2 separate regions of the Homo sapiens genome follow, and region 2 is linked to region 1. A link is a loop called in an ENCODE intact Hi-C map of the cell type or tissue named here. Cell type or tissue: sigmoid colon. All regions are shown on one strand. Each heading gives the region's core, and the rest is flanking DNA. Links, peaks and the distances in the headings are about the cores only. Region 1 overlaps COPB2-DT (COPB2 divergent transcript). Region 2 has its middle 59 kb from the start of TRIM42.

The links. Peaks named below come from ENCODE experiments on the same cell type or tissue, not always from the same donor. Only the 100,000 strongest peaks of a DNase experiment are listed, where the experiment ranks them.
Region 2: it touches region 1 in a loop (8-fold over the local background); 13 of 110 quality-filtered maps call a loop at or near these places.

What each region holds. Positions count from the first base shown.
Region 1 is chr3:139,420,040-139,432,720 of GRCh38, forward strand. COPB2-DT (COPB2 divergent transcript) reads left to right here. Exons shown (of 5, transcript NR_121609.1): 3 at 2,977-3,075. Among named protein-coding and RNA genes, the nearest start is that of COPB2-DT, 37 kb to the left of the region's middle. In sigmoid colon, for the core only: a CTCF peak has its summit at 7,701 (motif pointing right); no DNase peak of the experiment used is centred there.
Region 2 is chr3:140,730,398-140,743,078 of GRCh38, forward strand. No RefSeq gene overlaps it. Among named protein-coding and RNA genes, the nearest start is that of TRIM42, 59 kb to the left of the region's middle. In sigmoid colon, for the core only: a CTCF peak has its summit at 6,858 (motif pointing left); a DNase peak (open chromatin) is centred at 6,907.

The DNA of each region.
Region 1 (12,681 bases), core at 3,093-11,092:
AGAAGTAAATGTCTAAAAAAAAGAGTCAAGAAAAAGTGGACTAGAAGATGGGGTGAAGGTGTAATGGGCAGGGAACTGGTACAAATCACTGGAGCCCGGAAGTCTGGAAAAGGACCCAGTGCAACTCCCATGTAAAGATTTTTAGCCTGTCTTCTACTGCTGAGGTCTTGAAAATAAGGTCTTCACAGGACCCAAACCTACTCATGGTAACCCTGTCTATAAATATTGATTGATTTCCAGAAAACACTAATTTTTTTTAGAATGTATCTATGTATGTGTGTGTGTGTATATATATGTATATGGAATATAATAAATAATATCATATATAGTATTATATATTTATAAATTTGGATATCATATAGGAGTGGCCCTTTATTTTTTTAAACTCATTTACAGTGGATTTGTTGTTCTGGCTGCCCAGTATACCCTTCCTGTATTGAGAATTCCCCATACCCTGGCACCTTGTGCTTAAGTGTGGTCATGTGGTCTCAGTACAACCTTATAGGTTGTTGTAGTAGCACCTTATAGGTGTTCCTGCCAGAACTGAATCTTGAGAGGCTGGTCAGCTGGTGGTAATTTGCAGCAGAGTGGTAGCATAGAGAGCATGTCCAGGGCAGTGAAATGCAACAGCACCAGTGGAGAAGATTTAGAGGCAGCGATACCCATAGTGCTTGTAGCGCCCATGATGCTGTGCTGAGCAAACAGATCCTGTGGTAGGATCATGGCTCTGCCTTGTTCCCCAGCTAATATACTTTTGATACATACCTTTTAGGCTTAAGTTTTCCAGAGTTGGTGTCTGTTTTTTTTAATGCCCCAAATATCACATTGATTTTAGCAATTGTCAAAGCAAGGTTGGGATATCAAATAGCTATTCCAAATTGGACCTGGGTTTGGATATCATTTATGGAAATAATGCTCTTTGCTCTCTAGATATATGGGCAGGAAGAAAACAGTCAGAATCAATAATCAAACCAGTTCTGACTGCTGGCTCTGTATGGCTGTTGGTTTCTTGGTTTATTTCTTATTTTATCTAAAGCCAGGTCACACTATCCAGGTGGAATGTTCATAAAAACCAAAGTGTGAACATTTTCTTTAAGGTCAATGTAATTTACAGTCTGTCCAGAGAAGCTTTTAGAGATGTAGAATGTGACTGTAATCCACAATGCACTCTCATTACCCTTCCCTCCTATTAGAAATTGATTTTGGCACAGTTCCTTCAGGTGGAAAGTGACTCTGTCAGCAATTGCTGTTTCTCTTTTCACACGTTGGATTTCCCCCCCAACAAAAGTATTAAAGTCTCTTTAGTGTTCCTTTAGGAGAGATTAAATACAGTTATCACCAACATTTGGAGTTTCATATCTGCCTGCTATTTCTACTGTGCTTTGCTTTGTAGGCAATTAGCAATCATGTGGAGTGGAAGATCTTTTCCTAAAATTACCTGAGCTTGGCTACTCTGTGTGCTGGTTAACCCTGAAGGAAAATGCTGCCAGCAAGGCATTTAGCCCTGGCTGTGGCTGACAGCATGTGTCTTCCTCTCTCCCTACCCCTGTGGATCTCCTTGTCACTTTAAGAACAGCTAACACTAACAGGGCCACCAAACTATTTATGACACCTTGCAGCTTGACACTCAACAGGTCCAGAGAACATGGCCTTCTTCAATAGATAAGTTGCAGCTGACAAAGACGGTAGTCAGCTTATCTTTGTATGTGGCCAGTGGAGTTCCTGTAACCTTAGGGTATTGGGTAGTGCCTCTTAATAGTGCCCATGGTGCTCACTTTTTTTTTTTTTTTTTAAACAGAGTTTCTCTCTTCTTGCTCAGGCTGGAGTGCACTGGCACAATCTTGGCTCACTGCAACCTCCGCCTCCCAGGTTCAAGCGATTCTCTCACCTCAGCTTCCCGAGTAGCTGGGATTACAGGCGCCTGCCACCACACCCAGCTAATTTTTGCATTTTTAGTAGAGATGAGGTTTCACCATGTTGGTCAGGTTGGTCTCGAACTCCTGACCTCAGGTGATCTGCCCGCCTCGGCCTCCCAAAGTGCTGGGATTATAGGTGTTAGCCACTGCGCCCGGCCAGTGCTCACTTCTTAATACAATGCTTTTTAACCTGTTTAAATTCATGCCCCTTTGGTTAAATGTGAAAATTCTGCCCCATATATTAAACACTACATCTTTCACAGGTTTCCAGACATCAAGTAGATATTAAGTTTAATTTTCTTTATACATATTATCCATTTTTAAAGTTTCCAAATATGAAAGCATATTGACTATGCTTTTGAAAAGTGCAGTAGGCTTTCCAGAGATTTGGGTCAACCTGACTAGGAAGGAGGCTCCTTATTAATAGTTACAGATTATGGCAAAACTGAAGAGGGGTGGATCCAACAGCCATTCTGAACCTTCTCCTCATTGCCATCCGCTTGAAACATTCACTAGCTCTTCCATATTTGCTTGCAGCGAGGGATGGCCATGTGACATCGTTGTTGTAGTAGTGAGATGCAAGTAGAAGTCTGCTGGTGAGGGGTTCTGGAAAACCTTTGCTTACCTAATAAAAAGGATAGACTTAGCTGGTTTCATCTCTTCATGCCTTCTTGACATACAGAAGTTTGCCACCTTCAGCAACCTCAGTCTTTCAGTGTAAAATGATAATAACACCTAACTCATATTGCTGCAAAGGATATAAAGATAATATATTTGAGATGAGGGTATCTTTTAAAACTATTAACCTAATTTTTTGGCACCTGATATTTCCACATACCGTTTGTGCTCTTACTCCCCTCCCCCTCTCCTTTTATTTATGGTGCTATTCTATAATTAGTACCGCAGGGACAAGATATATTGGTGAAAACAGATACACAAGGTGTCCCTTCTAGTCTAGTGGGGGTAGGGAAAGAAAGGACTCAGGACATAGACTCGAGAACTCCTAATGATTCAAGATGTTTTCAAATTTGTAAAATCAGTTTTTTACTTTCACTTCCAGGAACATGGAGGAGACATATTTCCACCTATTTCTCTCCATAAGTATAAAAGACCATAAAAGACCATCTAGGGACTTCAGAACCCAAATAATGACACAATGGTGAGTTCCCTGGGTTTTCTTTTTTGCACTGTATTTCCCAGACTTGGAGCTGAAGAAGTCAGCAACATAGAAACACCAATGGACACAAACAAACGTAGCCCAAATAAAAGCCTGTTCTCATTAACCAGTGGACCAGGAAAAGGCAGCCTAGCAAGGCAGAAAACTTTTAGACGATAACTGTAATAATTTCTGTACTCCAGCCAAGCACCAAAGGAAAAAAATGCTGCTCCACCCCACTTATGCCAACAAAGACCAAGTTATGAGCTTAAATGTCCACCCTCACCTAGCTGTGATGAACTGTCCCAACTCCCCTACTGGGGTGGTGCCAGAGAAGGCCAAGTAGAGAGTTGGGACTTTAATCTCCACTGGGTGATAACGAGACCCACCCTTCCACAGTGTCAGTGGAGACCATGTGGGAAGCCTGGACTTCTTCCCTAAACTATCAGTAATGAGGTGCTCCTCCATCATCCCAGTGGACTAGTATAGAGAAGGCCTAGCAGTAAGAAAGCCACCCTCTCAGCCACCTGCATGGCGTCAGCAGGGGCCATGTGGGGAATAGTAATAAGGTACTCCTACTCCTCCCAGCTAGGGAAGTCTCAGTAGAGAGGCCTTGTGGGAAGCTGGAACTTCTAATCCCACCTAGCAGTAGCAAAGAATCCCTTATCCTGTCAAGTGCCCATGGAGGATGAGCGGGGAACCTACTCCTGGCAAAAATGAGATGCCCTTCCACCCCTTACCACCTTGCTGGAGCAGTGTGTCAGAAGAAGTCAGCTAAAACAGAAGGTTCAGATAAGATAAAGATCATTTCAATAGAAACGATCAGGTTTCTGTTGAAAATCACTTGTCACATCAAGAACCAGGAAGATTTAAAATTGAATGAAAAAGACAGTCAATAGATGTCAATACCATGATGCCAGAAATTTTAGAATTATATGACAAAGATTTTATAACAGCCATCATAAGTGTTTCAATGAGCCATTAATGAACATACTTGAAACAAAAGTTAAAAGTCTTAGAAAAGTAAAAAGAAAGTATCAGCAAAGAAATAAAAGATATAAAGAAGAACCAAATGGAAATTTTAGAACTGAAAAATACAATAATGACACAATATGTGCTTTCCCGCTATGATCAGGAACGAGACAAGGATCTCCACTCTCATCACTCTTATTCAACACAGTGATAGGCGTTTTAACCCAAGCAAAAAAGCAATAAAAGGAAATAGAAAGCATACATATTAGAGAGGAGAAATAAAGCTGTCCCTGTTTGCAAATGACATGGTAGTCTATACAGCAAATCCCAAGTAATCTACATAAAAACTAATAAGTGAGTTTAGCAAACTTGTAGGATACAAGATGAACATACGAAAATGAATTTATTGCTATGTACTAGCAATGAACATGTGGCTACTGAAAAATTGCAAAATAGTACAGAGTTTTTATATATTTTTCACCTATACTATCACAATTGTTAACATCTTGTGTAAACATAGAACAATGATCAGAACTGGGAAATTAACATTGGCACAATACCATTAACCAAGGCTGGAGTGCAGTCGCGTGATCTTGGCTCACTGCAACCTCCGCCTCCAGGTTCAAGTGATTCTCCTGTCTCAGCTTCCCGAGTAGTCGGGGCTATAGGCATGTGCTATCATGCCTGGCTAAATTTTGTGTATTTAGTAGAGATGGGGTTTTGCCATGTTGGCCAGGCTGGTCTCAAACTCCTGACCTCAGGTGATCCGCCCCCCTCGGTCTCCCAAAGTGTTGGGATTACAGGCATGAGCTACCGTAGCGCCTGGCCTCCACTAATGTATTTTTTTTTTTTTTTTGGTTTTTGTTGTTCCAGGATACTATTCAACATACCACATTGTATTTGATTGTCATTTCTCCCTGTTCTCTGACAGTCTCCAATTGTTCCTGGGTCTTTCTTTGTCTTTTGTATGATCTTGACACCTCCAGAGATCAGTTATTTTATTGTATGTTCCTTATTATGAACCTGCCTAGGGCATTCTCCTGATTGGACTGAACTCTTGCACGAAGAAGCTTTCTGAAAGCTTCCAACTTCTGAAATTCAGAAAGAATTCCTAGAGAAAGGAGGGGTGGGGAAGGAAAGTCAAGCTACTGCTGGTCCTGAAGAGGAGTCTTCTCCTTTTGAGTTTTTAGATATATCCCTGGGGAAAAGACCACAGAAGCACCAAATAGATTTGTGGAGCCCAAGAGCTAAAGGCCCATGTGCCTTTTTCCTGCATAAAGGCCCAGGAGGGCTAGAATTACCCAGAGAGGGATGGAAGTGGCTGTGAGGGGTGTATGAGGGAGTAGAGAAGGCACCATATGTGGCACGGCAGGGCATGGCAGAGTAATTTTTTGTGTGCCAGGGACTGGGCACAGAAGCCACTAAGAAAGCTTGAGAGCTGGGAACAAGGAACATCTCCACAGTGAACTCCCTAACAGATAGCTCAGGGGATCTCTCAGCTAGTGTGGACAGGAAACATCAAGGACATTACATAAGCTCCCCCTCATTCCGCCCCAGAATCTAGATGTAATCAAGAGGACAGAGAGATGCTCCAAATTTGCTTCCCACCTACCAGAATAGGGACTCTGCTCTGTATTAACCTATAAATAAAGTATGTTGCTTGTGCTCTTGAGCTATCATCTGGGATTCATACCTCCTAATAAATGCCACTGAATATTATGAATAAAGGTATATGTGCACAGGAGTGTGTGCATGAGTATGAGTGTGTATGTTTGTTCCAAGCAGAGATAGCAGCATTTTCCAAGGTCTGGAGATAAAATGAGAATGTGCATGTGGAGAACTACAAACCATTCATGGGAAAGTACACAAATGGGCTGTTTTTTCAGGTCGGGTTCCCAATGATACCGTCTTTTTTCTATTACACAGTGACGTGTGTAAGGCACCAAATCATGATGCTAGGAAAAACATCTTGATATGTAATGCCATACCCACCATCTAGGTAATGGTACTGCATATCTTTGGTCCTTCCGCATGTGCCAGAGGGTGTGCTGCCATTAACCATGAAAGGAACCCTTCAGCATGTTTATGAGTGTGGATGAGAGGTATTGCCCCTTTTTCCTCCAGATGGTGAGCAGGTTGAAATGACAGCTCAGCCACTCCACCACTAATAAAACTTCCTGACACTCTGTAGTCCTTTATGGACTATGACTCAGTTCAAATTGCTAGACTTACGGAATGTAGAATTTTAGGCCAAAGAGGTTCTGAGTGGGGCCAATTGCCTAAAGGTACAGATGGTGAGACTGAGGTGTAAAGAGGCAACGATGCCTTGCCTAAGTGTCCTCAGCAGGCCTGTGACTGAGTCTCTGGGGCTCCAGGTCCCCAGCCCAGTGTTTTCTGGCTACTTCACCGTGTTTCATGGCTCTCTGGAGTAGCCTCCTTTCAGGAAAGCACTACCTGCCCCTTTCGCTCACTCAACTTTCAAAACCCAGCTCAAATACCCGCTGAATTGACCTTCCCCATGGTAATTCTTATTTATTTGGCAATTAAATAAGTGTTGTCTAATGCCCTATCTTCTAAGGTTATTCTGTCACCTTAAATATTTTTTTTTCAAAAAAGACTTAAATTTTAAAGTCTTTATTATCTTTATTATCTTATTCAATAAAACTATTAAATTTTTGAGGATAGGCATCATAATTTGTGTGTGTGTGTGTGTGTGTGTGTGTTCCCTCAACAGTACCAAGCACAGTGTCTTTTACTAGTAGGTTGCCTCTAGCAGGTAAATAATAAATATTAGTTGATTTGATACTGCTAGCACAAGTTCATTGCCGTGTGAAATGTGATGCAGAGGCAGTATAAAGTTAATAACATGGACTCAGGAATCAGCAGGCCTGGTTTTGACAAGTTGTGTGACTTTGGAAAAGTTGCTCAAGTTCTGAGCCTCAGTTTTCTCATCAGTGATGTGGGTTAATGACACTAATCTCTTACAGGATTGACAAGAGGATCACATGGGATTATATATACACATTTATATGTATATATAGCTATCTGTATATTACTAGATATAGTTATTATTATAGTAATATAGTAATAATTACTGTATTATATATTATAGTAATAACTATAACTATGTATAGTAATATATAGATATAGCATATGAAACCCACACATATATATGGCCACAGCTATAATCCTTCAGTTGATGGCAGCTATTACTACTATTAACGTCATGAGTTGGAAATCAGGCCAATTAACTCCATCCATTGAGTTCTATAGGCTCAAACTAAATCTTCAACAAATATAGTCATCTCAACACCTGCAGAAGGGTTAGAGAGTCCAGGCAAAATCATGTGGGTAGGCACCCATGCAAATTCTCACCCACTGTTATTCCACCATACTCCCACACTCATAAAACAGTAGCATATAACACGGGTGCCACGTACCATGGTGATGTGTATTTGATACACAAAAATTATGTGAATTATGCATGTGTGTACATATGTGTATGTGCACACATTTGCAGGATAGTACTCTCCAAAAACAAAAACAAAAACAAACAAAACAAAACTCTTCCACCCCAGCCAACTCAAACAAGTAGTCCTCTTGCCCAATAGTTGTTAGCCATATTCTCTCCTTGCATAAATATAACCACTAGGAGGCGCCTTAATCCTTCTCTTTAGCAGCCTTTCTGCTCGTTAACACCAGGGAGTCAGATCTGAAAGTCTTTAAGTGAATCTTTCTCAACCCACTGCAGAGTGTGCAAATCATTTCCTCAGCTGATTCAGATGTATTTTGATGTGCTGGGAAACCTGAACATTCTCTCACGCTGTGGAGATTAATTACCTTGAAATATTCATTGGATTAAATGTATTTAAACATGTACTGTTTAAAGCTCAGTGCTGCAAAATGCCATCCTCAAGATATATATTACGGGCATTAAATAATTAACTTTAGTGTGTGAGAGGAGAGGGGGAGGGAGAGGAAGAGGGAAGGTGGGGGGAGAGGAGAGAGAGAGAGAGAGAGAGAGAGAGAGAGAGAGAGAGAGAGAGAGAGGGAGAGAGAAACACATGCTTATTTAGTGCTAGGCCAGTGGTGAGACTGAGAGCAACCAAATCTAAAGCTTTCCATAAATCAGCTAAATCCTGGCTTCACCTGTTACTAGAACTATGTGACCTTGGGCAAAATACTTCATCTCTCTAAGCCTCCTCTGTAAAATGAGAATGACAGTATCTCAGAAGCATGAATTTTAGATACTAATACAGGGAAAGCACTGGGTATCCTGCTTAAGACATAGTAGCACTCACACAAAGCAAGACTCGGCTTCCTCTTCCTCTTCCTCTTCTTCTTCTCTCCTTTAGACCTAGATACGAGGACTTGATCTTGGCTTTGCCATTCTCCTTCCTTCTCTGTGCCAAAGTGTTGTCGCTCAGCTCTGGGAACAGCAGCAGTCCATGCGTGTGAGGTGTACTGTCTCTAGAGACAAACTACCCAGGCCCATGGCCCAACTCCATCCAGCACGTACCAGCTGTGCGACCCTCAGCGCCTCAGCTCCTTTATCTGCAAAAGGGGATAATAACAGTACCTTGCCCCACAGGGCTGCCGTGAGGGTCTAAGGAGTTACCATACATATAAATTCATGAGAACAGTACCTGCCACATAACCAGTGCTTTCCAGGGGTTGGCTATTATTATTTTAGGTTCAATTCAGTTTTCATGTGTATTCAACTCCTCAAACTGTATTTCTCCTCGTGCACCATCCTACTTGTCTCAGTGTCACGCTTAGTTCTTAAATCTTTCAGCAGCTGTATGCTCTAAGCTTTAGCCTCCCCTCTTTCACTTACCCAAATTTACCTCTTCTTAGGATCCTGGTTTATGGCCTCTGTAGGAATTGAAGCAAACCAACTCATCTTAACATTGTACTAAGAGGCTACAGCTGAATATAAGCTCTAGTGGGGCAGAGGTGCTGTCTGCCTTATCCACTACCTATCCCTAGTACCTAGTAGGTCCCTGAACATAGAAAGTGCTCAATAAATACATTACGTGACTCTCTGGACTTTCAGAAACACAAAATATTCGTTGAAAGTAATGGATTACCTGAGGTCAGGAGTTCGAGACCAGCCTAGCCAACATAATGAAACCCTGTCTCTACTAAAAATACAAAAATTAGCCGGGCGTAGTGGCAGACGCCTGTAATACTAGCTACTCAGGGGGCTGAGGCAGGAGAATTGCTTGAACCTGGGAGGCGGAGGTTGCAGTGAGCGGAGATCACGCCATTGCACTCCAGTCTGGGAGGCAGAGTGAGACTCTGTCTCCAAAAAAAAAAAAAAAGAAAAAGAAAGTAATGTGTTTTGAATGGTGGGATTTCAGGCGTCTTGACAGGCTGCTGGAGGGGAAAACATTGAAGGTAGGGGACTTTCATCTGTGTCCTTCAGACCACAGTGGCTAGGAGACCTTCAACTTTACTTACACATGTGGCTATTTTTTTTTTAACTTTTTCTTTTGAAACAAATTTTGACTTACAGAAAAGGTGCAAAAAATGTACAGTGAGTACTCATATATGCATTGCTTGGCTTCCCTAAATGTTAAAGGAACATCTTAAATAACCATAATACAGTGATCAAAACCATGAAATTAACATGGGTACTATTAGTGATGTTATGAGTGTTATTAATTACTATTAATCAAGCAACAGGCCTAATGTGAATTTCACCAGTTCTTTCATTGATTGGATCTCACATCGCATTCAGTTGCCATGTCTCCTTGGTCTCCTCTAATCTGTGACATTTCCTCAGTCTTTCCAGTCTTTCCTTGTCTTTTGTGACCCTGCCACTTTTAAATAAGGCAAGTCAGTTATATTGCAGAATAACTGTCAATCGGGGTTTGCTTGATGTTTTCTCACTATTGAATTGAGGTTATGCATTTTTGGCAGGCATACAACGGTGATATGACCTCAGTCTATGGATCAGGGAGTACATGATGTCAATAAGTCTTATTACTGGTGATAATTAACCTTGATCATTTGGTGAAGGCAGTATCTGCTGGCTTTCTTCACTGTAAAATTACCATTTTTCTCTTCATAATTAGTGAATATCTTGAAGGACGTATTTGACACTATGCAACTATTTTGTTTCTCCTCAAAATTTCTTATACTAATTTGAGCAGCCATTGGTAGATTTTTGCCTGTAATAATTATTACTGTGGTGTTTGCCTAATGGTGACTTTTAAAAATATTTTCCCATTTCATCTACATTTATTAATTGGAATTCTTCTGTAAGTAAGAACTATCCCTTCTTCCCAATTTATTTTTGGAATTTTTATTTTTATATCAGTAAGGAATCGTGGATATTTATTTTATGAATTATAATGCAATACTTTTCTTGTTTACTTATTTCTCAATTCATTCCGGTTTTGGCCAATGGGGTTGCCTTCAATTTTACTGTTGTGTTCTCTCATGGGCTCCTATCCTTTTTTGAGCCCTTCCCTAAGGCTGTATTTGCTAACCATGTACATCACCTGGGCCTGTCCCCCATTATGCATGGTGGGTTGGTGGGGAAGTCCAAGGAGGCAGACAACTGGTAGGCAGTGGTTGGGCTTTGAAGCCAGGTCTCCTGAATGCTTGTCCTGCTCTCTGCCAAGGCACCATTCTGCCTCTCCACACATCACAACTTTTATTTACCATGAAATTCACATAATTCCTCCCTGCTCTGCTTCCCTGGGCTCAGCCAGTCACTGACAGGCTAGGAGGCTAGGAAACAATGAGACACATCCAGAATATGGACTATTTACAAGAAAATAGCCCTGTACTGTTTAAAAAGTCAATGTCATAAAAACATAAAACAAAAGTAGTGAGGATGTTGTCAATTAAAAGAGGCTAAAGAGACATAACAATATCAATCTCTTGCAGTTGCTATGGGCTCAATTATGTCCCTCTTCAAAATTCATGTTTAAGTCCTAACCCCCAGTAGCTCAGAGTGTGAGCTTCTTCAGAAATAGAGTCATTGCAAATGTTATTAGTTAAGATGAGGTTGTAATGAGGTAGGGTGGACCCCTAATCTACTATGACTGGTGTCCTTATACAGATTGACAAAGTGTCAATCTCTGATGGGATCCTGCTTCTTTTCAAAAAGTCATTTTAGAGACAATCAAGGATATTTGAATTTAAACTGGATATTATAAACTAGGAATTATTAATTTTCTTAAGTATTACTTTATTATTAGTAGTATTATTATTGTAGTAGTATTTAATAATTAGTATTATTAAAGTATTTAGTATGACTAAAGTATGTAAGTATTGCCCTTTCTTAGGTATTACCATTCTGTAGGAGAATATCCTTGCTTTTAGGAGATACGTGTTTAAGTGTTTAGGGGTGAGGTGTACTGATGTCTGCAACTTATTCTCAAATAATTCTGAAAAATGTGTAGTCTACTGAGTACAGTAAATGTGGCAAAATGTTAACAGTTATTAAATCTAGATGTATGATATAAGTGTTCCTCTTTCAGCATTCTGTATCTTTGAAATTTTTTAAAATGAAAAGCCTGAGGAAAAATTATTCCTATAATCTTATTTTATATCCTCTATTTATTGAGGAAAACCTCCCTTCTTTTATTTCCATAAAAATGACAAAGGCCAGTTCCATCCAACTGAAATGGTCACACAACCCAGAGTTCAGGAACTCACAGGAGCAGTATAATGGGTATTAAGCCTGGATCTGTAGAAGATGGTCAGGTGTGGACAGTAGGGCTCCAGCCCCTGCATAGCTGGGCTTAAGTCCCAGCTTCTTTACTTTTTCCTCATTTAGTGGTCTTGGGCAAAGCACTTAAAACTTCTGGGCCTAGTTTCCTCAACTGTAAAATAAGGATAGTAATATGTTATTTGTTGTGAGAATCATATGTTACATTTGTACATGTTATGTAATATTTTTGTGTGTAACACCTACATGTAAAGCAATAGGCCCACCACAAGCAGTAGCTGTTGTGTTAAGTACCAAGGGCCATCTTGTGAGCCCCTGCAGGCAATTCAGCCCTATTGGAGAATGCAGAGAAAGTTACCTCAAGGAAGCAGAGTTGGGGATCTTGCAGGGCAGGTGGGGGTGGGCTCTGTCTCCAAAAATGGTAAGATAATTTTAGCAAATGAGATTGAATATACAATCAGTGTTCCTTCATAATTTTGGGTTAAGAGAATTAATGTATTAACTGTGAACATTTAAAGTATGTCACAATATTTAAAAATTCTGTTTTGGCATAACTTACTTTGTTTTTAAAGTGTATGGGGAGCCTCAAAAAATAGAAGGGTTGGTAATTGGAGATCTTTATGCAAAAGTATAGAACTTGACCTTTTTGTCACACAACATATAAAAATTAAATAGATCATAGACCTAAATGTAAGAGCCAACTGTAAAGCTTATAGAAGAAAAGATGGGAAAAAGTCTTAGTGATCTTGGGTTAGACAAAGATTTCTAAAATAGGATACAAAAAGGATGAGTTATAAAATAAAAAATTTATTAAATTGGAGTTCATCAAAAGACAGTGTCTTCAAAAGTCATCATTAAGAAAATGAGAAGGCAAGCTCTAGACTGGTAGAAAATGTTTGCAAAATATATGTCCAACAAAGAACTTATATCTAGAATATATGAAAGAATTC
Region 2 (12,681 bases), core at 2,718-10,717, 1.3 Mb after region 1:
TCAAGCCTCCATTTAACCTCGCTCAATTTCCAGGAAAATTGGTGCCCATCCAGGCTCATATTTCTTCATTCACATACATACACTCATACTACATTTTCTACATAATTGGAATCATACTCTACCTATTATTCTGTGACTCAATGCCTTAGAAAATCTCCCTGTCAATACACATAGGCTGACAAAAGTCTTGCTTGCCATTACATTACATTTCTTTCCGTAATACAATACAATCGTTCCTTAAAGAACAGACAGGTTCCAACGTTCTACTAATACAGACTATTACAATGAGCCTTGGACAGGTTTATGCTCATTAAAGTATTGCTAAAGAATAGATTCCTAGAAATGAATTTGCTAGGTCAAAAGGTGTGATGCGACAGATACTGACAAATTTCTTTTTCAATAATGAGGTAGCAATCAGCCGGGCACGGTGGCAGGTGCCTGTAATCCCAGCTACTGGGGAGGCTGAGGCAGGAGAATCGCTTGAACCTGGGAGTCGGAGGTTGCAGTGAGCTGAGCTTCTGCCACTGCACTCCAGCCTGGGCAACAGAGTGAGACTCCGTCTCAAAAAAAAAAAAATGAGGTAGCAATGAATCTTACGCCAAAAATGGATGCATATTACTGAATTTATAAAATAATTTGAGAATTATCGTCTTTTAAATGTTGTCTCTTCCCATCTAGAAACATGGTATATCTGTTACCTTAAACTTTGTCTCATGTGGATCACGTCCCTCTTTTGTTAGGCTTACTCCTAAGCATTCAGACTTTTCAATTTGCTACTAGTTCTAATCGTTTCTCAAAAGTACCGATTTCATTTCATCTTTTGTTGTATTATTATTTCAACTATTTATCTTGAAGTAAGCTTCTTCAGAAAGCCTTCACTCACCCTTCACTCTGCTTCTCTTTAACATAGACCTTAACAGGATACACAGAAATCATCTATGTGCTGATATCGTCCCACTTGCTTCTTATTACCACCATTTTAAACACATATAATGTGCCAGGGACTGGGCTAAGCAGTTTACATTCATTGCATCATTCAATTATTATATTATATCTCTAAAGAAGTAATTATTTTTCTCATTTCACCAATGAGGAAACTGAGGCTCAGAGAAGTGGTGTTGTGATCCTAGGTCCATACAGCTAATAAGATGAGGAGCTGAAATTTTAACTTTCATTTGATTGTCACAAGTCAGCAACACCCCTACTCTGTTATGACACTTTCTTAAAGACAGCAACTCATGTTATATTCATCCCCTCACGCCTCCTTCTAGCGCAGTCTAGGATGCATCATAGATCCTTGGCCAATGTCACTCCTTTTATTTGCCCTCAGTTAGGAAAATTCTAAATAATTCCCTAAGCATAAACAAAATCCATCAGGTCTCTACTTGTGGTCTTCAACATGTGGAAGATACTTTGAATAATACCACAGGATTGAAGTTTCAACACAAAAGAGGAATCTTCTGGTAGGAGGATGTATCAGACACCTCTTGTGCCTCATCTCACATCCTCTTTACCTGCCCTGTTACCACATCCTTTACTGAAGACACCAACTGTAAGCAAATGTAACCAGAGAGTCCTGCGTCCCCGACTGCTAGAGCTCCCCCACTCTCTCTCTCCTTGCTGTCCCCAGGCTTCTTTACTCCTTGCCTGTGAAATGCCCATGGCAAAGTGGTCAGCCACTCTGAATCATGAGGAAGCCTAAAAGGGCGAAAGTTGTGAACGCCCCCAGATAACGACTGCCTCTCCCGTCTTCAAGTGGGCCATTCCCAGGCACATCCTGGACAGCGCCACAGAGGGTTCCAGTGGGGCTGAGCCCAGCCATCCATGGCAGTGACCAGCTCGATGACGCATCCTTGGATTGGCGGTCCCACCTTCTCTGTTTCCCAACTCTCAGTTCCCCACTCCTGTTCCCTGGATTCACTTCCCAAAACAAATCATTGGCACAAAACCCTTGTGTTGGGCTCTGCTTTCTGAGGCTTTCTAGTCTGAGCTAACAGAGGGCATGGTGCATATGCCAGCTCACATGGGCACAGGCATGCACACGCTCACCTCCTTAGTCATGTATGTACATACATGTAGAGTATGCACACCAGTTTAAATCCCACAGGATTTGAGTTTTGCTTTATATTTTCCTCCTTCTCCTCCTTCTCCTTCTCCTCCTCTTTCTTCTTCCTCTTCTTTTTGGTCTGCATAAAGGAACTCAGCTATGGTCAAGGAAAATGAAGCATTTGCTGTTTCAGCATCATCAGGACTGTTTCTAGACACCATCATCCCTTATGCCGCAGTGCATAACATTGCTAAAAAGCAGACTCCATTTACCTAATGTCAATAAAGTCCATGCCAAGTCCATTTAGAAAAAAATTGTTTTTTCATTTCTCTATCTGTGCCTAATCCCCAACTCAGTCTCCCCCAACCTGTGAGAAGGAGGAATGCCAAAAGCCAAAGAACTAATCATGGGTTGTGGTCACTGACAATCCAAGAAAAGCGTGTTAGATCATATCACAGTAACTCTCACTAACAGTAAGGAGCACTTGAGTGGCAGGACCAGAGCTACAGTCAGGCTCTGACTTGTAGTATGACCCTAAACAAATCATATAATTTCTCTAAATCTATTTCCCCATCTGTAAGATGGAGTTTTTTTTACCCAAAATTGCCTCAAATTTAGATTTTTTACTAACTCACAATTATGTCCCCAGTTACTGTGAACCATTGATACCTTGTATATCTATGGGGAGAAAGAGGAGAGATTTAATACTACTGTACTAGGCACTGAGCTAGTTGTGATTTTATTACAGCCCTTATATCATTATGTCCACAGTAGCCTACATTTTTAGCTCTATTTTATGATGTGGCCACTGAAACTCAAGAGCTCAAATAACACTCTCAAGGTCAATCAGTTGATAAGTCGTAGCAAGAGGTCTAGACTCAGGTCTCTCTGAGCATAAACCCATTTACTTCCCACTGCTTCACACCACTGCTAACTAAAGGTGAAAGGAAATAATATTGTGCACAGTTAGCACTCAAAGATTCCTGTTGGTCTTATCTCAGAAATTGACCCACAATTGTCAGAAATTGAAAGCTCCTTAAAGGTAGGATCCCATGGATAAAAATTTTCATCTTAGCCCATTGTCTTAGTCTTAGTCTGTTCTGGTTGCTACAACAAAATACCGGAGACCAGGTAATTTATAAACAATATAAATTTCTCACAATTCTGGAGGCTGGGAATTCCAAGATCAAGGTGCCTGCAGATTCAGGGGCTAGTGATGGCTTGTTCCGTCTGCTACAAGATGGCACCTTGTTGCTGCATATTCTGGAGAGGAAAACTGCTATATCTTCACATGGCAGAAGAAATGAACAGGACAAAAAATGGATCACACTCACAAATATTCAAGCCAAACCACCCATGTATTAGCTTCCTATGGCTGCTGTAACAAATTGCTACAAATGTGATGGCTTACAACAATGCACATGTATTCTCTTACAGTCCTAAAAGTCAGAAGTCCAAAATGGTAAACAGTCAAAACCAAGGTGTTAGCAGGGCTGTACTCCCTTCAGAGACTCTAGGGGAAAGTCTCTTTCCTTGACTTTTCCAGTCCCTGCAGCTGCATTTTTCGCATATCTCGGCTGGCTCATGGCCCCTTCCTCCAACTTCAAAGCCAGCAGCTTCTCTCTCTGCTTCTGACTCCAATTCCCTCTGCTTTCATCACATGGCCTTCTTCTCTTCTGTCTGTAGCCCAATTTCTCTTTCCCTTCCTCTTATCAGTAATTTTTCTTACTACATTTAGCAGCCACCTAGATAATCCAGAAAAATCTTCCCTTCTCAAGATCCTTAATTTAAGCACATCCACAAAGTCCCTTTTTCTATATAAGGTAACATTAACAAATTCCAGGGAGTAGGGCCTGGATATCTTTGAAGACTATTATTCAACCCACCACAGCCACTCTAGAAAAGTAACCCAGAAAACTATTAAATTCTCAAGCGTACAGCATTTTCAGTCACATGCACTTTAGACCAACTCATAACACATTTATGAAATCAGCAAACTCCGAAGGCATCCCTGATGCCCTGACCTATCTTGCCACACCTGCCCCCCCAGGTGCTCAATGCCCTCACATTTTAATCCTCTTCTTTTTCTCCACATCAATCAATTCCCAAGAGAGAGAAAAATTAGCAATTTATTCTTCCAAGGTGATATGGTTTAGTTCTCATCTCAAATTGTAATCCCCACATGTCGAGGAAGGGACCTGGTGGGAGGTGATTGGATCATGGGGGCAGTTTTCCCCATGCTGTTCTCATGATAGTGAGGGAGTTCTCATAAGAGCTGATGGTTTTAAAAGTTTTTGGCAGTTTCCCCTTTGCACTCTCTCTTTCTCTCTTGCTGCCATATAAGATGTGCCTTGCTCCCCCTTTGCCTTCCACCATGACTGTAAGTTTCCTGAGGCCTCCCTAGCCATGCAGAACTGTGAGCCAATTAAACTTCCTTCCTTTATAAATTACCCAGTCTCAGGTAGTATCTTTATAACAGTGTGAGAATGGACTAATATACAAGGGCTTTCACCCTTAGCTTAATTTTTAATAGTAGGATGAAAATCCTTGTCCTCTGAAGAAGGGATTGCCAGCATCAGAGATTGACTGGGAGCTTCCTACTGTTCATGTAGACAGCCAATTTGGCCCTTTTAGCTTTTTTCTCGCCAAGGAAATACTCAGTGTCAAGCCAGAAATTTCCATCCCTAAAAATGCATTTCTTTTGCAGGCATCTTCAGCTGAGTAAAGATTTTTCTGAAGACATGTCTTCTCTCCTCCATCTTTTATTTATTTATTTGAGACCGAGTCTCACTCTATTGCCCGGGCTGGAGTTCAGTGTTGCGATATCGGCTCACTGCAAGCTCCAACTCCTGTGTTCACCCCATTCTCCTGCCTCAGCCTCCCGAGTAGCTGGGACTACAGGCTCCCACCACCATGTCTGGCTAATTTTTTCATTTTTAGTAGAGATAGGATTTCACCATGTTAACCAGGATGGTCTTGATCTCCTGACGTCGTGATCCACCTGCTTTGGCCTCCCAAAGTGCTGGGATTACAGTTCTCTCCTCCATCTTTATTGCTAGCAATACCTGCTATGTTTGTTTAACAGATTTTTGGCCTGCATGCTGGCCTCATCACCAACCATGGCAGGAGAAGCCAACAGCCAAAGCAAGCCCAGTCCCCTGCCACTTCCAAGCACTCATCCTTCTCCAAATGGCTCTCAACTCATCTCTTACCAGGTTGGATAGGTCATGAAGAATGTTGAGAAATGTAAAAACACTTAAAACTCAAAGGAAATAAGAACTATTGGTGACATTCAGGGCATCATAACAGGCAAGAAAGGAAGGTATTTGGGGATAGGAAAGTCTCCCAGGTGGCCTCCAAATCATACCATATAAGCAATGATACACTTTCCTTGCACATGCTCTACTAGGCAAGTATATTGTACTTTGAGATTTGTCTGGTTCCTACTGAAGGACAATTTGAGGGATTCACTTCTGTAAAAGTTCCAAGATGCATTGTTTCTGGCCATCACCCTAGGCTGCTGCTCCTCCAGCCATAGTGTTCTCTGTGCCCGTGAGCTCTTTAAGAGTCGGATCTAATTAAGTGTAGCTTTGCATGACCCCAACACCCACTATGGGACCTGGTCCCTATGGACAAGGATTCTGAAAAGCAGCTTGGGTTTTCGAACCCCACAGTCAACTCCACAGAGCTCAGCCAGCATTAACTTAGAAACTTGAACAGTTTACTTAATCTTCCTGAGCCTTACTCTTCCCCCTGTGGAAAATGGAAATAATGCCTCCCAGGGTTGTTGAGAAAAAAATTAGGTACATATGTAAAATGCACAGCACAGTGACTACTATATATTAGGCACTCAATAAATGCACTTATTATTAATATTATTTCTAATAATAATATAATACAAAGTCATACTGCTAGTGTACAGATTATAATCTAAAATCATAATCTATAGCTATCTGAGAACAAGAGTAATGACCCACGGAACTCTCTCTTTTTATGTTTAGCTATTAAACATCTCTCAGCCCTTTGAATATGAAGCAGTATGTTTTACTTTGCTGTTCAACATCCATAAATATCTACTGAGTGCTTTTTGTGTGCAGGAACACAACAAACTCAAAAAATGAAGTTTGTCCTAAAGGGAATTACCACCTTAATCATGAGTCAAGAAACAACAGGTACAGAAAAATGTGGGTCACAGTGCTGCTTCTCAGAGCCCATTTGGTCAGAGTGCTTCCAGGATTCAGAGAAGGTTTTGGTTTTAGGAGCAGGGGGCACACAAAAGTCCTCTTTGGGAAATTAACGTTAAAGGAAAGGTAGGATATGAACATATGGAGAAGAGTAGAGACGCATCCTACACCAAGAGCTTGCGAGCAAAGAGTGCTGTGGAAGGAGTGATGGGAATTTAGGTTGAGGATCCTTCCTGTATTTGTCTCCAGCTGCCTTTATGATGGGTACCAAGATAGTGCACAGGGGCCGGAATGCTTAGTGAGTTCTGCAGTTCTGTGAATCAGCACAGTAGTGAGCTGTGTAGGAAGTTCAGCCTGCAAGCCGATTTGCCAGTTTGTGCAGAACCTTCCCCTATCAACAAGTTGGGCCCTTCTTGGCTGGCTGAGAGAAAGAATGGTCTTGGAATTTTGCTTTCTGAAATAGATTTTCTCAATTCAAATTAACTACAATTGTGTTGTTAATCCCCTTGTTATGGGATGAGAATATACTGCATTGAGATTAGAGCCTGAGAGATATGTTGAAGAACCTTGGATTCAACTCAAAGTTCCAAACAATGTGGTCTTCCCAGTAGGCTCTGTGGGCTTCGGCTGGAACAATGGCACCACCCGGTGGCCACAACAGTCTCTATTTGGAAGAATTTCCTTTGGGGCACATTTCACGAACTCCTAAAGCCCCATGTGTGCTGGGGCTGGAGATACAATGCTGAATAAAGCAGGCTAACTCCCTCAGGGGCTTGCAGGCTGATGGGCCTCACCAGTCCAGGTCCTGTGGGCTCAGTCAGCTCTGGTCCCCAGGGATTGCCCAGTGGGGAGCAGAGACAGCCCTTTTTTAACCCAGAGCTGACCTTAAGGTAGATGTCTACAGAGTGGGATTCCATGGATTACAAAATGGCCTCTTGGATCCACCTAACCCCTAATGCCTTAAATCTCTTTCACAGTTGACAAAACCTGTTCCTGTGCTTATTCATTTATTTAGCATGTATTTATCATTTGCCTCTATGACCCAGATACTATGCTTAGGGCTGAAGACAAAAATTTGCCTAAGAATTAGCCCTTACTTTCCATGCATGGCCCAAAGCTAAAGACAAGTCCTTCCATTATCCCCTGCATAGACCATGGAGCCCCTCCAGACTAGCCGGGCCCTGTGGCATCTACCATCTCACGTCCCTCAACACAACAGGTCCCTCAGCCCCAGTCCCCACTGTTCCTTGCACACCCCTCAGTCAGTTCTGCCACCACACTTTTTCTTGGCTGCTCCTCTTAAAAGAAATGCCTTCTCTCTCTCCTCAAGGATGGCTGTTCTGGAGGCCCCAAGCAGGGAGGGCCAAGCCAATGCTGTCAGAGAAAAATGATCTCCAACAGCAGATACTGATGTGAGTGGCTGCAAACTGCAGCAGCAACTACAGGTAGGCAAGCAAGTCTGGACCTGGGGAAAAGAGAGACAGCAGCTCACAGGGCAGAGATGAAGGAAGCTTTTCATGAACAGAAGCTCTTGTTCCACCCAGGAGTTCTAAGAGAGGCTGAAAATAGCAAGAAGATTTAGATCTAGCAGCTCTTAGGCATGAGAAAATATGTTTTACCCTGAAACTCAAGAAAAAGTAGGAAATAGAGGTGAATTCTGGGGATGGTGAGCAGGAACAGGACTCTGTGGAGTAGAGTGAGTGGAAATGTCGCTGAATGTGGTGACCAAAAGATAAAGTGTGGGACTAATTCAAACGTAGACTGTCTGCATCATCAGAAGGAAACTTCTAAATCCTCAGGAAGGCTGCTACACTCACATTGACAAAACCTGAGGGTCAGAGAATTACCTAATAAAAGGAAGGTGTCTGCATGTCTGGGTCAATGCTATGCCATATGGAAAAAGCACCCACAGGCCCAAGAACCTGACCCATGACAGAACAGTGGGCACATAAGCCCCTGAGAAATTAACAATATCTGCTGGAGGTCTGTGAGCTTCCACGAGGCATAGAATGGGATTCTAAGCCAGCGTGAGGTCCTAGCAGCTGGAAATCCCAGCAGATACCTGGTCCATCCATGCACGTCTACATCCTTTCTCACAATAGGACTATTTTCTATCCATTGTCCCTGGGAACAGTGTGGTATTATGGAATAAACATAGGCCTTAGATATAAGAATATGCGAATGCCAATCCCAGTCCCTTCTTCCTCTCTGTGGGACCTTAGCAAATTGCCTTTCTCAGTCCCAATACCGCATCTAGAAGATGTATAGAAGCCATGTTTTTGAGGGTCAGCAACTTTATCAGTGAGGCTGGAGGCTCCTGGTCTGTGGCAAATATCCCCTAGTGAGGGTCCAGTCTGAGGGAGAGAAAGGAAACGGCTTGGGAGGAGTGGCGACATCTCCCCCTGCCCCTCTGCCAAGACAAATCAACTGCACAAGCCCTAAGAATGTGATGGCAAGCATCTGGGATTTACATGTGGTCACAGCTCCACATAGAATCAGAAATACATGTTCTCTGTCCTGTGTAACCCCTTGTCCACCAGTAGGTCTTTATGGGCTTCATTGTCAGAATGTGAATTCCAGCATGGTAGGCTTCACTAAGCTTGTTCTCTGTTGTAGAGTGGATCTGGGTCCTTGTTAGCAATGTAATGGGTGCAGCCTGGATTACATTCTTCCTACTGCTTTCCTAGGAAATGACCCTCCCTCATCCAATCTCAGGGTTGTAGCAGAAGCTCCATTGGATAATGTGACCCATGTGTGGCTATTAGAGACTGGTTCAAGGAAGGGCACTGCATTTAAGACTGAGAAGGGGGTCAGACTCTCTCTGAGTGGCTGGTTTGGTGCAGGCAAATTTGGGAGTGGTAGCAATGACCCTGTTCCACTGTGAGAACTGTGCAGCAAAGATGGTTGGACTACTGTAAGTCAGAGGGGCAGAGAAAACATGGATAAGTGAAAGAAAGTAAAGGCTCACTGGCTTGGGGTGGCACTCCACGCCACCTCTGGTCCTGCTGCCTGGCTTTTTCTCTGGGATTGGATTCAGAAACTCACTCTGAGATTTTTCCCACCAAGTCCTTCTTCACTTGAAGTAGACGGAATGGAGTTGCCAGAGCTGACATCCAGAAAAGGCCCAGCTAATGTGCAAACAAGGTTTCACTTGAAGGAGAGGAAGGACAAGGATGCTGAGTGCATGTGTTCTCAGATGAACAAATTGCCTCCAAGCTCAGCAAGTTGGGAAAACATACTCTAGCATTGTACACCTACAATCCGATGCCTCCCCTGGATGGTAATTTCACTCAGACACAGCAGTAACATTTTAGTATTTAATGGGATGCTTGTAGAGATTTCATTCCACGATGAGAACATTTCCTATTAAAGGAACAAAATGAAAAAAGAGTCATTCATTTCACATGAAAAACAGAGACTTTTTAAAATGGAAACACTGTCAATCAGGCTGAATCACAAGCTGTGATTAAAGCCTCCAGACTTTTTCCCATTTGTGCGAGCACATTTGAATTTTAGCCCAACACTGAGCCTGTATTATAAGAACGTCTAATGTATTCTGCTTTGAACATAATGCCAAACATGTCGTAAAAGTAAAACACTTATCACCTAAGTTCAAGCAAATTTTGGTCTTTTATTCAAGAAGCAGTCACAGCACCTCATTTACAACCTTAACTCAAAAGTAGATCTTCCTAATCAGAGAAATGAAGATAAAGCTGGAGTCTATTATCATCTGTGCTGCTGGTACATGAAGCATGGTTTATGGAAGAGAAGCCAGACATCTCTGGAAAAGTCAAGTTGTTCTCCCCCAGCCCACTACTGCTGTACCCAACAATGGGATTCTTTTTGCTGTTTCCATCCAAACAATGATTGAGCCCCCTGGGCTGTGGGCTGGATAAGTTAGACATGGTTCCTGCCCTCTGGAAATCCACCAGCTCATGCAGGAGGACTCTTCAGTTAAGGGACAATTATTACATGTACCAAGAGGCTGTGGATACAAGGAGGAGAGGCCTGGAGTGGGAGCAGCTGTCAGAAAGGGCTGCTGCATGATGTTGGAGTCAGTCTTCAGAGGAGGGGAAAGGCCTTCCAGGCACAGAGTGCAGCATGATGGGGCAGAGGTATGAAGAGCCTAACACATTAGGGGAACAGTGTGTCCTATGGGCAGCTCTCCCAAGGGCATGCAGTGACCTCTGCCCAGAACCTGAGAGGCCCAGGAACTGAGCAGCATCCCCTCTCAGGGAAGCAGAGGCGTACGTAGGTCTTAAGACAAGATAAGAGAAGCAGAAGATAGCCCCACGTTTCCTTGGTGATCTAAAGTGTTTCCAGAGACAGCTCTGGTCCAGGTAATGGGATAACTAAGGAAGAGACTAGAAACTGTTAACTCGATGCTCAGATGAACTAAAGAAAGTGGCATGACAGGCCTCAGCTCAAAACCTATTGGCCTTGCCCTCTCTGTGGCCAGTGCCCTTGCCAATTCCAATCTGGGGCCTCTGCTGACCTCAGAGACAGCCAGATCACCGCTTCCTAGATTAGGGCTTCTTCCTCAAGTCCATTCTCCTTTTTCCTTTCCCCAATATTCATCAGCAATTCTAATCAATTTTACCTCCAAAATATATCCCAAGCCTGCCCATGCCTGTCCCTCTTTTTTTGTCTCCACCTAGTCCTGGTCACCATCACCTCTTGTCTAGACAACTGCAACAGAGGGACATTTTATTTCATTATAAATCAGATCACAATATTCTACTCCAAACTCTCCAGACTTTCCTTCACACTTGGAATAAAATCCAAGCTCTTTTCCATGGTCAGGGGCCCAGCCCAGCTCTCTGGTCTCACCTTAGACCATCCTGCCCATGCTCAGCAGGTCCAGCTCCATCATCCTCCTTTCTGTATTCATCTTTACCCTGGCTCTTCTCACTGCCTGGAATGTGATTCTCACCTAACTCAAGAAGTCAACACAATGCCTAACTGATTGTCTTCATGGAACTTATTACTATTTTCTTATTGACTAGTCTCCCATCTCTGCTATACCATAGGTCTCATAGGAGGAGGGGCTTCTGAATCTGCATTCCTCAAGACTGTATTCCTAGAACAGGATCCATCCCACAAAGGGTATTCAAGGCACATTTACTGAGTGCACAAGTCCATGCATCTGCCAATATCTTTGAAAGCTTTAGACATTATGGAAGCCATGGCCCCTGGAATTTACCAGGCCAGAGAAGTGTGGCCCTTATGGAGGCTGCTGATGCAAGGAAGGAGTTCCATGTGCCCTGAGGTCTCCCAGACTGGGATCAAAGGCCCACTTTTCTGTGTTGGTAGAGCCTTCGTGACAGAGCATTGATGCCTCCACCACTAGCTGGCCACTCTGCTTCATAACTGTGCTGTATTAGTCAGGGTTCTCAAGAGAAACAGAAGCAATAGGGTATGTGTGTGTGTGTGTGTGTGTGTGTGTGTGTGTGTGTGTGTGTGTGTGTAAGAAAGGGGCGGATGGGAGAAAGAGAGAGATTTATTACAAGGAATTAGTTCACATGATTATGGAGGCTGACAAGTCACAAGGTCTGCAGTCAGCAGGCTTGAGACCCAGGAAAGCCATTGTTTCTGCCCTAAGTAAAGAAGGAACCAATGTCCCAGCTCAGCAGTCAAGCAAGAGGACTTTCCTCTTAATCAGCCTTTTTGTTCTATTCAGGCCTTCAACTGATTGGATGGGGCCCACCACATTCATGAGAGCAATCTGCTTTAATCATTCTGTAAATTTAAATGTTAATCTCACCCAAAAACACCCTCACAGGCACACCGAGAATAATGTTTGACCCAATGTCTGGGCACCACAACCCAGTAAAACTGACACACAAAATTAACAATACACACGCATTTTGTGTCTGTCTCCCCCACTAGGTGTGAGCAACTTGGGAAGAATTGGGTCTTATTTATACTGGATAATCTGCTTTAATACCTAAAACTTGGTAGGTGCTCAACAAATATCTGTAGAATGAATGAATGAATGAATCTCTGATTCCAAGAACTAGCCTCAGGTCTGGTCTAAGTTAAGACTCACAAACTTGGGTCACATTGAAGTGCCTATTGGCAAGGGATGGGAAGAGATCAGGATAATGTCTAAAGGTAGACCACCAGGCTGTCCAGAGGGTACAGAATATGTCATTCAGACCGTGAGAACTCACCCAGGAATCTCTGCACTGGCCAAGGCAGACAGGAGCAGTTTCACAGCACAGACTAGGCACCTAGCTACCGGCTGTAATGGCTTTGTCAGTTACTACCTGTGACCTGGTCAAAGACAATGACTCCTTGTGGCCTTAGTCTCTTCTTCCCTAAAGTGAAGGTGATAGTAATAACTTATTCACAGATTGCTATGAAGATGAAATTAGATAATCCATGAACAGAAAGTATGAGTTCATTTCATGACCCTTGGGGAAATAAAGACTTCTTTATTTCCCAAAT